Linked DNA regions of Mus musculus: region 1 is linked to region 2. The links are chromatin contacts, found by Hi-C or POLR2A ChIA-PET in ENCODE. All regions are on one chromosome and are shown on one strand. Each heading gives the region's core, a stretch centred on a gene start or an enhancer-like site at or near the end of the contact. The rest is flanking DNA. Distances are from core to core; before and after follow the strand shown. Region 1 holds the start of Mark1 (MAP/microtubule affinity regulating kinase 1). Region 2 overlaps Mark1 (MAP/microtubule affinity regulating kinase 1).

What was found. A loop is a pair of places that touch in the nucleus more often than their neighbours do. ChIA-PET counts read pairs that join two places held with the same protein, here RNA polymerase II (POLR2A).
Region 1: a map of left cerebral cortex shows a loop between it and region 2 (5-fold over the local background). The contact joins the promoter of Mark1 here to the enhancer-like site in region 2. A Hi-C loop is called at or near these places in 2 of 37 maps with a recorded cell type or tissue (both left cerebral cortex). POLR2A ChIA-PET finds 5 or more read pairs at or near these places in 1 of 5 experiments (embryonic stem cell).

Annotation. Positions count from the first base shown.
Region 1 is chr1:184,995,741-185,002,544 of GRCm38, forward strand. It overlaps Mark1 (MAP/microtubule affinity regulating kinase 1), which reads right to left and starts at 3,809. Exons shown (of 18, transcript NM_145515.2): 1 at 3,682-3,809. The coding sequence starts at 3,732. Gm39728 (a long non-coding RNA gene) reads left to right here and starts at 3,826. Exons shown (of 5, transcript XR_865821.3): 1 at 3,826-4,013.
Region 2 is chr1:184,964,556-184,972,306 of GRCm38, forward strand. All of the region lies in intron 1 of Mark1 (MAP/microtubule affinity regulating kinase 1), which reads right to left. Among named protein-coding and RNA genes, the nearest start is that of Mark1, 31 kb to the right of the region's middle. Within about 2 kb of position 1,559, at least 1 of the 3 ENCODE cell types and tissues checked has a DNase peak (open chromatin) inside an H3K27ac peak, as active enhancers do; it is left cerebral cortex, where a contact is called at or near this core.

The DNA.
Region 1 (6,804 bases), core at 2,559-5,058, 33 kb after region 2:
AGAAACCTGTGTGACCTTGAGCAGGTCTGAAGCCTTCAGCCTTGGGTGGTATATGTAATGGCTACCTTTGCATATATCACACATGTGCTCTGGTGATAATTGTACTGACTCAGGAGGGAATGTTACCGCATTGACAGCACGGGAGACAGACCAGGCAATGAGTGCACCGCCACACAACAGGTACAAGAACTCACGCAGGGAGCAGAGCCAAGGGGAGTGTAAAAGCATGCAACCCACTTGCTTTTCCATCTACACCTAAAGACGGCCGTCCTAAGTTACTAGAACAGCTTGGTACAGTTGCCACATGAAATAAGAAGTTTATTAAAGGCTTTTGAACTTAGCCAAATTTATAATTTTAAGACATCCCAAGAAATAAACACATTAAAATCCCTCATGCTGATCTCTAATAAGGAATACAGCCTTGTTTTTCAATACAGAAAATCAGCCGGGGCATTGCTGACCCACCAGCAGGAGTGTCAGCAAAGGTTTTCCAAAACACCTACAAAATTGTTTCATTGAAGAAAGAGACATATTTAGTAATATATTTTAGTATAACTCCTATATCGATACTGGCACTATCCAAGAATGGCCTGATAATAAAATAAAAAAAAAAAAAAGAAGAGAAGAAAAACAAGTCTTTCAAACATTTTTATTTTCCTAGACTTACTCGTTACAACATAAAGTGAAACGCATTTTACAGGGATTCTATTCTTTTGTAACATGTCTCTTCTTCACTACGCAGTGTTTACTGCCTTAAGAGTTAATCACTGTTTCCTGTCATATTTACTCAGTTGAGGCCTGTCAACCAGGCACACACAAACCTTTATCTATGAGCACTCCTGGAAGACCACACTGAATGTTCCCAAAGAACAACTCTGTCTCTACTCTACACAGTCATAGGTGAGACAGCAGGGTCACACACTCCTGGAATTGTATGGTGTGTGTGTGTGTGTATACACTCATACATATACGTATATGTGTGTGTGTGTGTATATATATATACGTATATATATATATATATATATATATATATATACGTATATATATATATATGTGTGTGTATATGCGTATAGATATACAATGTTTACTTTATGATTAAGAAATGTTTATATTACCTGCAAATATCAATATAATACTGTTTAGTAATCACTGTATTTATTTATTTTAATTTCTAAGAGTAATAGTGTTTTGGCTACTATCTTTACAAGAAAAAGATCTAAAAGTCACACGAAGTAAACATTTTTTCATAGATATTTTTAAAATATGTCAATATTTTTGTATGGATATTCTTAGTAAGTATGGCTATACTTTAAAAATGTCCTGTGTGATTACAAATAAATGCACATTTTGGCTACCGTGCTGGCATTAATTCATGCACTGACAAACCAACTGGTAACTCTGTTTCACTGATGGCAGGTAGGCACCATGGATAATGCTATTTAAGACTCCAGTGGTCATTTAACAGCCTCCAGCGGTGGCCTCTTCAATAAACACCTGGAACACTTACAAAGCCAGTTTAGCCCTAGCTATCCTCAGTCTTCTACTGTACACTACCTGGGACTGCATTGACATCTCCTGTCAGCTCTGAGTAGGGAGAGGCCTTGTCTAAAGCCTTTCTGCGTTCCCTTCCAGGTCAAAATCAGAGTTAAGTGCATATTCATCGATTAATTAACAGCCACAGCAGAGGGGATGCTTTCCACGGCAACGAGGAGATAATCAGGACATAGTAGATAAAGTAAGCTAAATGCAGGGACAGTTATGTTGTACCAGAGTAGAAACAAGACCACGCAGAGGCTCTGAAAGAACATGCTCAGACACAAAGCACGTGAGTTTACACAGCACAACCGTCCTCGGAAGGTTCAACGAGATGTACAACCTCTGACTGCTAGGCTCTAAAGTGCCCTTGGCTGTGCTTCTGCTCTTGCATGGGAAGCTGCGTGGGGTACAATTCCTTGCTGCCTATTCCTATAAAGCCATCCCATGTCTGTATAAAGAGCCCTATCCACACACGCCTAAACAAGAGGCCGAGCCGTCAAACCCCAGGACACAACCAAGCCACGGGGCCTCTCCACATTAGGTTAACACACAGAATTCTGACCCTAAAACAAAGGTCATCTTCCGCTTGACTCCTCACGGTCACTCTTAAATGACAGGATGTTCTTAATAATAAATCTTTACCTTTGAAAACCTACCGCCACCAAATTCTTTACCCTTTCCTCCAACCTCCTTTAGCCTTTCAGTGAAAATTATGCAGCCGTGTCATCTCTAAGACAACAGTCACGGTGCAAACTGAGCAACAAGGTACGACGGTGGTGACAGCCCTGGTGTCTTCATCATTTCAAGTGTAGGACACAGGAGAGGACAAAGCATTCCCATACAATTTCCTAGTTCTTCTAACAATGGTCTCTGTAGAATTGTGTTCTTATCCCTTCAAATAAATATAGTACATGCAAACCCTACTCTCTAGATAAAACACCCATGTTTGTGCCTCATTTGCCCCTTCGAAAAGCGAGCCTGCCTGTCTCTCCTCCCCTATCTTTTGTCTCAGAACACCAAAGCACTTGAGTATTTTTACTTTACAATCCCTATGAAGTCACTGGTACATTAAGCACTGGAGGACCGATGAGGGGCGTAGACACCCAGAGAGCTCTCTGGTCGGCCACGCAAAGCCTAGAACCCCCTAGTTCCTTAAAACTTGTCAGCAATCAGGCCAGACCCTCTGGAGCCTCCGGGCCCCTTGGCAGGTCGCGGAGAATTTTAAAAACAACAGTGACAGAAAGCCACCTTTCCTGCAAAGGAACCTGCACACACATATAAACACAATCGTCCGTCTCAGAAGATGAAATTACAATTGGCCTTTCTCTTGGTTTTGTTAGACTTCAAATACGGCGAGTGAACATCTCAATCTTGATTTAAAAACAAAAAAAAAAAAAAAAAAAAATTAAACCAAACCAAACTAAACAAAGAAGCTCCTGAGGGCAATTTGATCAGACACAGAAAAATCCTGCCTTCAAAGAAATGTGCCTTGTGACACTCTGAGGAGAAGTACTTAAAACCTGTCCCTGAGTCACGAACACTGGATTGAGGAAGAGAAGAAGACAGCTGGCTTCTTGGGGTTCTTAAATCTTTTCTTTCTCACCTTGGGGCTACAGAAGCTGTAAGTGAAATCTTCCACTCTTCACTGAGAGTATTGCAGTGACATAAAGTCACACACACACACACACCCCTCTACTTCACTGCCCTCTTTATCCCTAAGGTGCCCGTGCCCCCCCCCACCCCCCAATGTGGACCTGATGTTACAAAAAGCAAAGTCATGGGGCAATGCGGGGGTGGGGTGGGGTGTATGTTTGCAAAGGACTCAAAAAAATCCAGAAAAGCAAAGGGCTGAAAGATCCCAGGACAGCCGAGGTGTAAGAGGTTCGGCTGGCTCGTGGGCTGCAGCCAAGCAAGCATCCATTCACTCGAGTGGGGGGCTGGGGGCGCGACCAGAATGTTGGGGTGCTCACGAAGCCACTCTGGACGCCCACCCTCTGCCCTCCATCACCCTCCGCATCCCCTCAGGCAGGACCCCCTCCGAGCAGAGGGCCGCCCCGGGGCTCCCCGCGTAGGGACGGGAAGGACGGGGAAGGGGGTCAGGCCGGGCTCGCCCAGGTAGCCGCGCCGGAGGCTCGGGAGACTCACGTTCTCCGTGTCCCGCTCGTTCACCGTGGGCAATGGCGTCCGCGCCGACATCTTGCGCGGGCAGCGGGGTCGAGCGGGGGGTCCGGCGGGTCGCGGGCCGCGGAGGGCTTCGGCGAGGGCGGGCGCGCGCGAGCAGGCCGCGCCGGGGAGCGCGCGGCTCCCGCAGGCCGCGGGGCGGGAAGGCGGGCGAGGACGCGGGGACCGAGCCGCGGGGACGCCGGTCGGGCGCGGAGGGCCGCGGCGGGCTGAGTGGAGAGCGGGCGCCCCGGAGCTGCCTCAGCGCGGCGCCCGGCGAGCGCGGCCCTGACAGCGCCTCCCGCACGCCGCCTCAGGTGAGCGCCGCCGCCGCCGCCGCCGTCGCCGCCGCCGCTGCCGCATCCGCGCCGGGCCCCGCGGCCCCGAGCCCGCGCGCCGCTCCGCGCCGTCCCCGCCGCGATCAGCCGGAGCCCTCGGCGGCCGGAGCCGGTGCGCGCGGAGCGGCGGGCGCGGCACGGCACGCAGCGCCCCGAGGCTCTTGGCGGCCGCCGCCGGGTGGGCGGGCGCCAGCCGAGGGGCCTCTCCATTCATTCCCTCATTAGGGATGCGGGGCCGCCTCCGCCCGCCGGGCCGGATTTCATTAGTGACTCGCCCCACCCGCGGATCAGCCTGTCCCCTCAGAACCTCCGGCGGGCGTCCTGCGATTTGATGTTGATTCTTGTGTGGCTTTTAAACCGGCACTGGGGACACATGGGGTTCGTGCGAATAGAGAACGATCCCCCTCCTTCCTCCTTTTTTATGTATTTTTTTATTTGTTTCACTGGAGGGAGCATTGGGTACCATCCATCCTACTCTCCACTTGGCCCATCCTTAAATTCTCCTCTGGTTTAATTCCTGGTTTTCTTCGAGCCTTCCTTCAGCATCCTTCTGCCCTGAGGTGTTGTTCAGGGGCAGGCGTGGACAAAAGGCACAAAAGCCTCATGAAAGGAGCTGGCCCAGAAAGCATGTGGAAGAGGGCTCCCCGCACCCCACAGCATCCCTGGAGTGGGTGAGACTTGATGTCTACAGTGGCTGATCGTCACTTCCTGGGATACAAGGAAGTGTCACTTAGGCTACTTATTCAGAGAGAGTAAGAAGGCTGTCTCTGTGGTCTGTCTGGAACTCTTCCTTCCAAAAGGCTGCTTTGCCTTTCCCTCCACCTGCCACTCCAGGTCCTGGGCATATTTGTCCCCATGCAATGTTGTCATTCTTACTCTGATATTTTGCACACTTGGCCTCTAGGATAAAACTTTACCATCTCCCTATTCCTTTTCTTTCTTCAACCTCAAATGGGAATCTTGGGATGATGGGAAACTCCTCTTTCCCAAATGCATCCATTTGAGGAAGAATTCCTGTGCCAGATGGTTTTTATCCTGACTCATTAAAAGTTGTTTCTGAAAACTTAACACTTGACCCTTAAAACATGGGCCAGAAGAACCTAAAAATAGCAAACCCATATCTTGAGGGAATACACACACACACACACACACACACACACACACACACACACACACCGTATGTAGTCGCTTCTAGAACACGAGCTGCATATTTATTTCTCAAGCATCTTATGTTGTAAGTACTTCTCAATTCCACAGAGCAAATGAAAATCCCAAGACCACTTTGGTGGCCATCTCTACTGTTCAACTAGCACTTAGGCTTTGGAACTAATGACAAGGCCACAGCCTGCATTATGGTGTGCCTCTGGGAATGGCACACTTTTAGAGTCCTTCAGAAATCGGGGTTCACCGAGATATACTGAAGCATGAGTTTGTACTTTTCTCATCAGCTGGAGGTTGTGCACTCAGCACCCCTGCTAACACAGAAGTCCCTTGTGTTCCAACTATGTCTGCATTAGCCTAGCAATAAGCAAGCAAGGTGCTCCCCCCATGCAACAAGGCTTCCACCAGTAGCTTAGATGTCATTCTTCAAAGGCTATTCACATGCTATCCCCTGTCCTCATTCCTCTGGTAACCCTGATGGGTATTTCCATTTCACAAAATTCCTCTGACTTGACTTATTCACGATCATAGCTACCTCAGGCTAATGAGACACAGAAGAAGATAACTGGAATGGCTGGGGGTGTTCAATGGTGTACCAGTCACAAGACCGTGAGCTCACCCCTGTGAGAGATGGAGCTAATTAGAGACAGAGCTCAAAGGGAAGCCTAGGATCTGAGCCCAGTGGCTTCCACACAGACAACTCTTAGCTACATTTTGCTCAAGTAGTGAAATTGGAATTGAGTGGTTATTATTTAAAGAACCCAGTTTTATATTGTTATATTGTTGCTAAGGAACTTTCCTAGCAAAGGGGCTACATCAAAGGGAATGGTTATTTTTGTTTTTCTTGTTCTCTTTTTGTTTTTGTTTGTTTCCAGACAGGGTTTCCCTGGCTGTCCTGGAACTCACTGGGTAGACCAGGCTGGCCTCGAACTCAGAAATCAGCCTGCCTCTGCCTCCCAAGTGCTGGGATTAAAGGTGTGTGCCACCACTGCCTGGCTTCGGGAATGATTTGTAATAACCCAGAATTATAATTCTATTGAGTAAGATAGACAAGAAATAACTCTACCTTTAAAAACTAGCATTTAATTCATGGCAACACCCACAGTCCTAGGTTTGGTATATAGTGAAAAATGCACTTTTCATAGGTAAACAAACAAACAAACAAACAACAAAACCTCCATTAAAAAAAAAGTTGTGTGCTCTTCTGCTGCAAAACGGCATAAGGGGATGTTGGGATGTTGTCAAACTGTTTAACCCTAGTCCTTAATAATGAAAATGCCACAAGCAACGTTTTCCTACATGGGTTTTTATAACTGTGACTTTGTGAAAATGGCAGAGGGAATGTTCTAAGGCTTCTAGCAATTCTCTTTGGGGCTATTTAAAAAAATGTGACGTGTAGTTTAGAAGCTTCTGGGGTAGAGTGATTTAAAAGTTTGAGAAGAAAATTGAGGTTCTGCCAAAACAAGAAAAATGGAGATCAACAATGTGCTAAACCCAAATGGATGGCGGCTAAAGAGTGCTGTTAACCATGGCCCCATGGAAGAAATTTTGTAACTACACTGGCCACTACTGGCAGCACTAGCTACTCTTGGCTCCTCCCCGCTTGAGA
Region 2 (7,751 bases), core at 309-2,808:
AGTGCTAAGGAATTAAAGAATAAGATATTCACATGTGCAGTGATATGGCATAATCCCTCACATATACTCAGAAAAGAAAAATCACACGAAGAATCAAATGCTGCCCTGTGTCTCAGGAAGCTTTACATCTGTTCATACCACCACACTTTGGCTTCTGTGGAGAAAGGGTCCAGGACCACCCCACCCATCATCAAAGGCACAAAAGCCCCAGATTCCCAAGTTCCTTCTAGGTAGAATGGTGTCACGTTTGCACACGACTTACCCCATTCTCTTACATCCCTCAATCACCTGTAGGCAGCTTCCAGTACCTGACAATGTAGATGCTGTGCAAACAGTTCCTACATTACACTGCTTAGGGAACAGTAAGAAGGGAAAGTCTACAGACTCCCAGTACAGATGCCATTACTGCTTTTAAAGATTACTTATTTAGAACATTCTTGGTTTAATCCAAGAATACAGGCCACAGATACAAACGGCCAAGTGTATGTGCACAGAATCCCTCTACTTGGTAACTCTAGGTTGGAAAGAAGAGTTTATTGGGAACCCTTTGGACATTAAAACTTCTCATCTGTTTGAATCTATCACCTGTCATCAAAAATACTTAAACTGTTACAAGTAGTTGGTTCCTATCTCCTAAGCACTGATTTCTTGGTAAATTACCAGATCATGCCTGAACTTCCTCACCAAATGCTTACAGACACTTCGTGTGCTGCCATCTGCCATCTTCAGTTTGTAGCAAACTACAAACCATTCAAATCACACTTATGGGACCTGGCACCTAGCACATCACTTCAAAAAAAAAAAAAAGCCTCTCCAGGCAACGGTTTCTTCACCTGCGTGACCAACAACAGTGGCTTTGAGCACAACTGTCTTCCAGTCTGTAGATGGAGACAATCTGTGGTTGGAGGTACAGTGAAGCAGTATGACTTGGTACCAGCCATTGCTGGACCACGGTGGTTACTTCATCTGGCTGCTTCTCCCCCATGCTGTCTGAACTCCCACAGTGAACACAGTATTCTCACAGCTAGGCATAATCCCTCAGACTAGGAAAGCTGCTGCTAGTCCAAGAGCAATAGCAAGAACAGTCACTTAGGGAAACTGACAGTGTCTGTCTTCTGCGCCAGTGCCTGTGTAAACATAACTTTACTTAAGCCTTGTAAGTCTGAGAGGCCGATAGCGTTACCCATTTCAAATGGAAGACAGCAAAAGCTGAGCAAGGAAAACAGATCACCACTGGCCTTGCAGCCAGCAGGTGGCAGTTTCAGCAGCCAGATTCCCATGAGTCTTCCTTACCACAAAGACCTTCACTAAGCCTGCGCTGCTCCTCGAATCTTGCTCCTGCCTTAACGTTAGCAGGCTCTGCGTACTCAAACTCTGTCTTAGGACTCCTTCAGAGCTGAGCATTTACAGAGCGCCCACCTTATCAGCCCTCACCCATGTGGTAAGCCTCACGGGGCTGGACAGAGGCTTTGCCAATAACCAGAAACAACCCGGTCAGAGGAAGAGACCAAAGACCTGACCAGAGTTCGTGAGGATGTGATAGTCTGGTCTGGCATGTCCTCTAAAGGCAGGGATGCTGAGGAGTCTGTCCCCAGCAGATGGCACCACTGGGAGGAGAGAGGAACATGGAGGCAGAACCTGGCTGTAAGGGGAAGGCCCAGGGGCAAGCCCTTGAAAGAGATACTGAGGACGGGTCCTGCACTCGCCTTTAATCCCTGCACTCAGAAGGCAGAGGCAGGCAAAGCTCTGAGTTAAAGGCCAGAGTGGTCTACAGGGTGAGTTACAGGACAGCCAGGGCTACACAGAGAAACCTTGTCTTGAAAAAACAAAACAACAAAACCAACCTACCAAAACAACAACAACAAAAACCCCAACCCCCCAAAATAAAAAAAAAACCAAAGTGTACTGAGACCCTGGCACCTTCCATGTTCTTTCCTTCCCACCCCTTCTCTCTCCCTCCCTCCCTCCCTCCCTCCCTCCCTCTCCTCCCTCCCTCCCTCCCTCCTTCCCTCCCTCCTCACCCTCTCTGTCCTTCTCTCTCTTTAAATCATTTGTGATAGGTGAGAAACTGCTCCATTGTGTCCTCTCTACTGTGGTGTTCTGCCTCACCAAATGACTACAGAGACTGAAACTGAGCCCAAACCTAGCTTTCTCCTTTCAAGATGCCTTTCTGAGGTATTCTGAGGTATTCAGTTGGTTGTCACACCCAACTGAATGCATGGGACGTGCCATCTCACACTGCCCCAAGGACATGTGTAGTCTCTTCTGGCTGTTGCTACAGCGAGAACACTGGGCTGAGGAGTCCTGGGTCCTCTCTGTTCCGAGTTAACAGCAGTTGTCCTAAGTGTCCCCCTCTAGAATAGATCCAACATCAAAGATGTACCACACCTCAATAGACAGCACCCCAAAACTCAGTGTGACAGGGCCAGTGAGCTGGCTCAGTGGATAAAGGGGCTTACCACCAAGGCTGATGGCCTGAGTTGAAGTCCCAGGAACCACAAGGCAGAAGGAGAAAACTGACTCCTACATGTTGACCTCTGACTCCACACATGTGCACACACACTAAATGTAAGTTTAAATTTTAAGTCATTGGAGTCCGCACACAGCCACATGTAAGCATTTTGTCTGCTCCTTTTAACTTACGAACAAATGGAAGTTGTGAATTGTTCTGCCAAAGAGCTAAGAGAGTTCTGTGAAAATGACCTTAGGGACGTCATAGCCCTCAGGAGGACTTGGTACCACTGTTGTTCTAAAGCAGGGTGTGACTAACCAAGGACATCAATGGGCTCCAAGTGACAGAAGAGGCTGAGAAACCTGGATCCCACGTTACAGCTTGAATTTATGCTGTGAGAAAGGAATGGGCAAACATCTCGGTATAAGTAAACTGTATTACTTTCCCCTGAAGTCCTGCTCATTCCCCACTTACAATAGTCTACTGTTAATGACAAGGCCATGGCAAACAACGCTTCACTGAAGCAAAGCTGGAGACTGCGGCACTGGATCCTAAGCCCTGCCACATAAAGCAGGTGTCTCTACTACCGCTCTGTGCTGTCCCGTGTACACACGGGACATGGCTCTTCTCAGAGAAACACGATGAGGGGGAAAACAAAGACCAGTTCTAAAGAAAAGAATGAGAATAAGAAGAGTAAAGTAAGAGTTCTCCTGGAGGTTTTCCCACAAATGTTCTTAAGGAGAAAAAATAGCATTTTAGGCTCAGTTCGAGAGAAAAGTCAAGCATATAAACTGGAGACCCACATTAAGCAGTGCCCATGGAGAGCCAACGCTGCTGCAGAGACAGGCATGGGCGCATGAAATGGTCTGAAACGGTGAAGGACAATGGGAAACCTAGTGTGTTTCCACATGACCTGGCATCAATCTGTGTGTACACAGGGAGCCTGTGCTCAGGCCACCTGGAGACCTTACCAACCTGACGCCAATGAACCCGTTCAGACGGTGTGCTCTCTCTTTCTCTCCCTCCCCACCCCCTCTCTCTTTTTCTCCCTCCTCTCACTATGCATACCTGGCTATCTAGGAAATATGTGGATCTGGTTGGCCTTGAATTCTGCCTTTCAAATGCTGGGATTAAAGTCATGTCACCACAGCTATCCAGTGTGTATTTGTAATCAATGAACCATCCTGCAGTTCCTAGCACAGGTCTTTAGGTAGGGAACTGTCTTAGGGTTTTAGATGTGAACAGACACCAGGACCAAGGCAACTCTTATAATGGAAACCATTTCACTGGGGCTGGCTCACAGGTTCAGAGGTTCAGTCCACTATCATCATGGTAGGAACATGGCAGCATACAGGAAGGCATGGCGCAGGAGGAGCTGAGAGTTCTATGTCTTCACCTGAAGGCTGCTAATAGAATACTGACTTCCAGGCAGCTAGGATGAGGATCTTAAAGCTAACACCCAGAGTGACACGCCTACTCCAACATGGCCACACCCTCTAACAGTGCCACTCCCTGGGCCGAGCATATACAAACCATCACAGGAACGAATAACAGAATGCCCAGAAGTTAGCTCCATGACTAAGTTGTCCAGCTCTTGTCACCATTAACACTCACACCGCAAATAAACATAAAAACACTCTTCATTATTTGCATTAAATGAAAGCACAAAGAACAGAGGAAAATGAAACCCACAGGCTGTTTAAAAGCCATTTAAAGTGATGGTTTCTACTCCATTTCTTACCAACTAACGTTTCAATGGCTAAGCACACCCCTTCAGCTTGGCAAGCGTCTGATTTCCCACCGCTCTCTGCTGACAGAAGGGCTGACATACAGTGAAATGCATCGGCTGGAGAATACACGTGGAGAGGAGGCACACTCTGGGTTTAAATATGGTTATCAGGTTTGGGGGGAACAAATGGAGGGGGCTAGCTCCAAATAAAATATTTTTATTAAAATATGGTTTGATTGTTCATTTCCACACACAATGACACAGTGATCAAAGAAAGGGGTCTGGAGATATGGCTCAGCAGTTAAGAGCTCTGGCTGCTCTGCCAAGAGACCTGGGTTCAATCCCCAGCTCCCACATGGCAGTTTACAGCTCTGTAATTCCATTTCCAGGGGGTCTGACACCCTCACACAGACATGCATCTAAGCAGGACATCAATATACATTTTAAAAAGTAAGAAAGAGAAAGAGGTGCAAAGTTTGGCTACCTGGTTTGGATTTTGGAACTTTATCAGTCCAGGATGTCCTTTAATGTAGGTATTCTTAGGTTTCCACAATGGGGAAATGAACATTAAATACCAACTTCATTTGCAAGGCCGAGGCAGGAGAACTGCAGTAATTCCAGGCCAACCTATTTTACACAGAATATGCCAAGAATACCAACCAGGCTTAGCTGTTGCACATGCGTGTGCGCACACACACACACACACACACACACACACACACACCACTGCACTCTAAGTCAGTCAACCCCAGATACCCAAGCTTATGCTAACCTTCACCCAAATGCAAACGTCTTCTCTGAGCACCATTTCAGAGCTTCCCCACCAGCTTCTGTCTATTCTCAGAACTTAGCACTACCCACACTACCTACTTATCTATGTGTGTGCTGCTATATATACTTGTGTTAATCTGACTTCCCCTGTAAGAATAGGAATCTCGACTGACTTATTCTGTATTCCTGATTCCTAGGAACAATATATATCCAGCATACATAAACAGGACTCAAACTTGTGCTGAGTACATAGGTAATAGAGTGAGGGCGCTTTGAACGTTGGACAGCTGTTAGACATCATTATTCAGGCATTAGTATTCATGCTTTTCTTTTACTTCTAAACAGTTTTCCTCATTATCTTTGCAGGTCTTCTTTACATCACTCGAGTGATGCACTGATTCACGAAGGGATTCTGTGTTTTGGTGTTAGGGATTGCCATTGACGTAGATGATTCACTGAAAAGTTCATCACAGGCTGTCTTAGTTAGGGTTTTACTGCTGTGAACAGACATCATGACCAAGGCAAGTCTTATAAAAAAACAACATTTAATTGGGGCTAGCTTACAGTTCAGAGGTTCAGTCCATTATCATCAAGGTGGGAGCATGGCAGTATCCAGGCAGGCAAGGTTCAGGCAGAGCCTCATGAGAGTTCTACATCTTCATCCAAAGGCTGCTAGTGGAAGACTGACTTCCAAGCAACTAGGGTGAGGATCTTAAGGCCACACCCACAGTGACACACCTACTCCAACCAGGTCACATCTATTCCAACAAGGCCACACCTCTAAATGGTGCCACTCGCTGGCCCAAGAATATGCAAACCACCACACAGGCATTTCATTTGTTGCATTTGGTTTTCTTATTTTGAGACAGGACCTCATGTCGTCCAGACAGGACTAACATCCTTATGTAGACCAACCTGGCCTCAAGTTCAAAGAGGTCTGCCTCAGTCTTTCAAGTGCTAGGATTCCAAGACTGTGCCACCCCCATGCTACCTACGGAAGGATAGGTTAAGAACCACATTCTGCTGACATGGCACTGAGAAACCATGTCTACCAGTCAGGCACTGTCTCATCACACTGTTTGGGTCTGCCCAAGTCCCATCTCTAATACAGTATGAGGAAGGTCTGAATAGGTGCAATAATGCTACAGGGTTGGGAAGGGGAGTTTGGAAAGGGCCTTGGGTGCTTACTGGAAACCTCAGTAAATTACACAGCTCATAGGCACCCTTTTAATTCTTCAATTCGTTATGGCTGAAGTTCTACCTCAACTACTATTTTTTGCTGGCAATGATAATAATAGGTAAACTAGCTTACTAGGGAAGTTCTCACAAACATGACAGTCCCAGTGCAACAGAGGATTATATATGTCCTCCACAAACCAGGAAGAACACACATACCTGTGTATGTGTATATATGTGTATATATATATACACAGAGAGAGAGAGATAAATGCACACATACACAATGTCAGTACACAATGGCAGAGTGCAGAGTGCTCTCTTTTAAAAGGCTCACTCTTTATTTTGAGACCATGTCCTCCTATCAGTTTAATATCAGGGTAAGTACATCGAGGTCATGGTGAGTTCCCCCTACACGTCAATATCTGACAAACAACTGGAAATGCTGTTCCACAGCCAAAAAGGCTTTTATTTTTTACTTTTTGCAAGTCATATCTGTCCAAGATATTTTGAAATCTAGGACACACTATCTTAGTTTGGGATTTATTGCTATGAAGAGACACCATGACTCTTATAAGGCAACCCTTATAAAGGAAAACATTTATCTGGGGCTGGCTTACAGGTTCAGAGGATCAGTCCACTGTCATCATGGTGGGAATCATGGCATCATGGAGGCAGACTTGGTGCTAGAGGAGCCAAGGGTTCTACATCTTGATCTGAAGGCAGCCAGGAGGAGACTGACTTCTGCAGGCAGTCAGGAGGAAACTCTGGATCATACTGGCCAGCCCTGAGCATATATGAGACCTCAAAACCCCAACTCCAAGGTGACACATTTCTTCCAACAAGGCTACACTTCCTCCAATAAGGCCATACCTCCTAATAGTGCCACTCCCCACAGGCCAAGCATAATCAAACAACCACAGAAATACAGACAAAAAACGCATAGAGGCCACCTAGCCAAACTCCACATGCAGAGGAATTATTCTTTATTCATTAACAACTGTCTTCATTTAATAAAGATCAATTTTCTTTAAACTACTGGACCTACAGTTGTAATACAAACATTAATAAAAATTTTCTGTGTGTTTGAAAACGGCATGGGTCTTACACAGGAAGTACATAAACTTTGTCGAATCCACTACTATGAAAAAAATACTTGGCTGTGTTGGGATTCTTTAGCTTCGCCTGCCATAGATAAACTGAAAGCACGCAGAACATGCATTTCATATGTGTAACTCTTGCCCACAGAGTCTTACGCTGGGACAGTCACAGCTGTCTTCAACCCCTCAAACTTCTAATCCAGTGAGTCTCCCCATGACCCCAGGATTCGCCCACCAAGGCGTTGCCTACCTATCTCCTTTCCACAGTCAGATGGACACTAGGATCCTGCACTCCCCAGGAGTACCAAACACTCCCAGGAGCACCACTCCAGTCCTGCTCTCTGCTCTCTCTTCATACTTGCTTGGCCATCCCCACCAGAATGAAGCCCAGCCATCCTGTTACTGTTCTACACAGATGCAAAGAGACATGTGTCTCTGCTTTGTTTCTTGACCAAAAATCCCCAAAAAGCCTTACCATCGCTAGATAACCTCTGTACTTGAAACATCCTCCCTTCCCCCACCT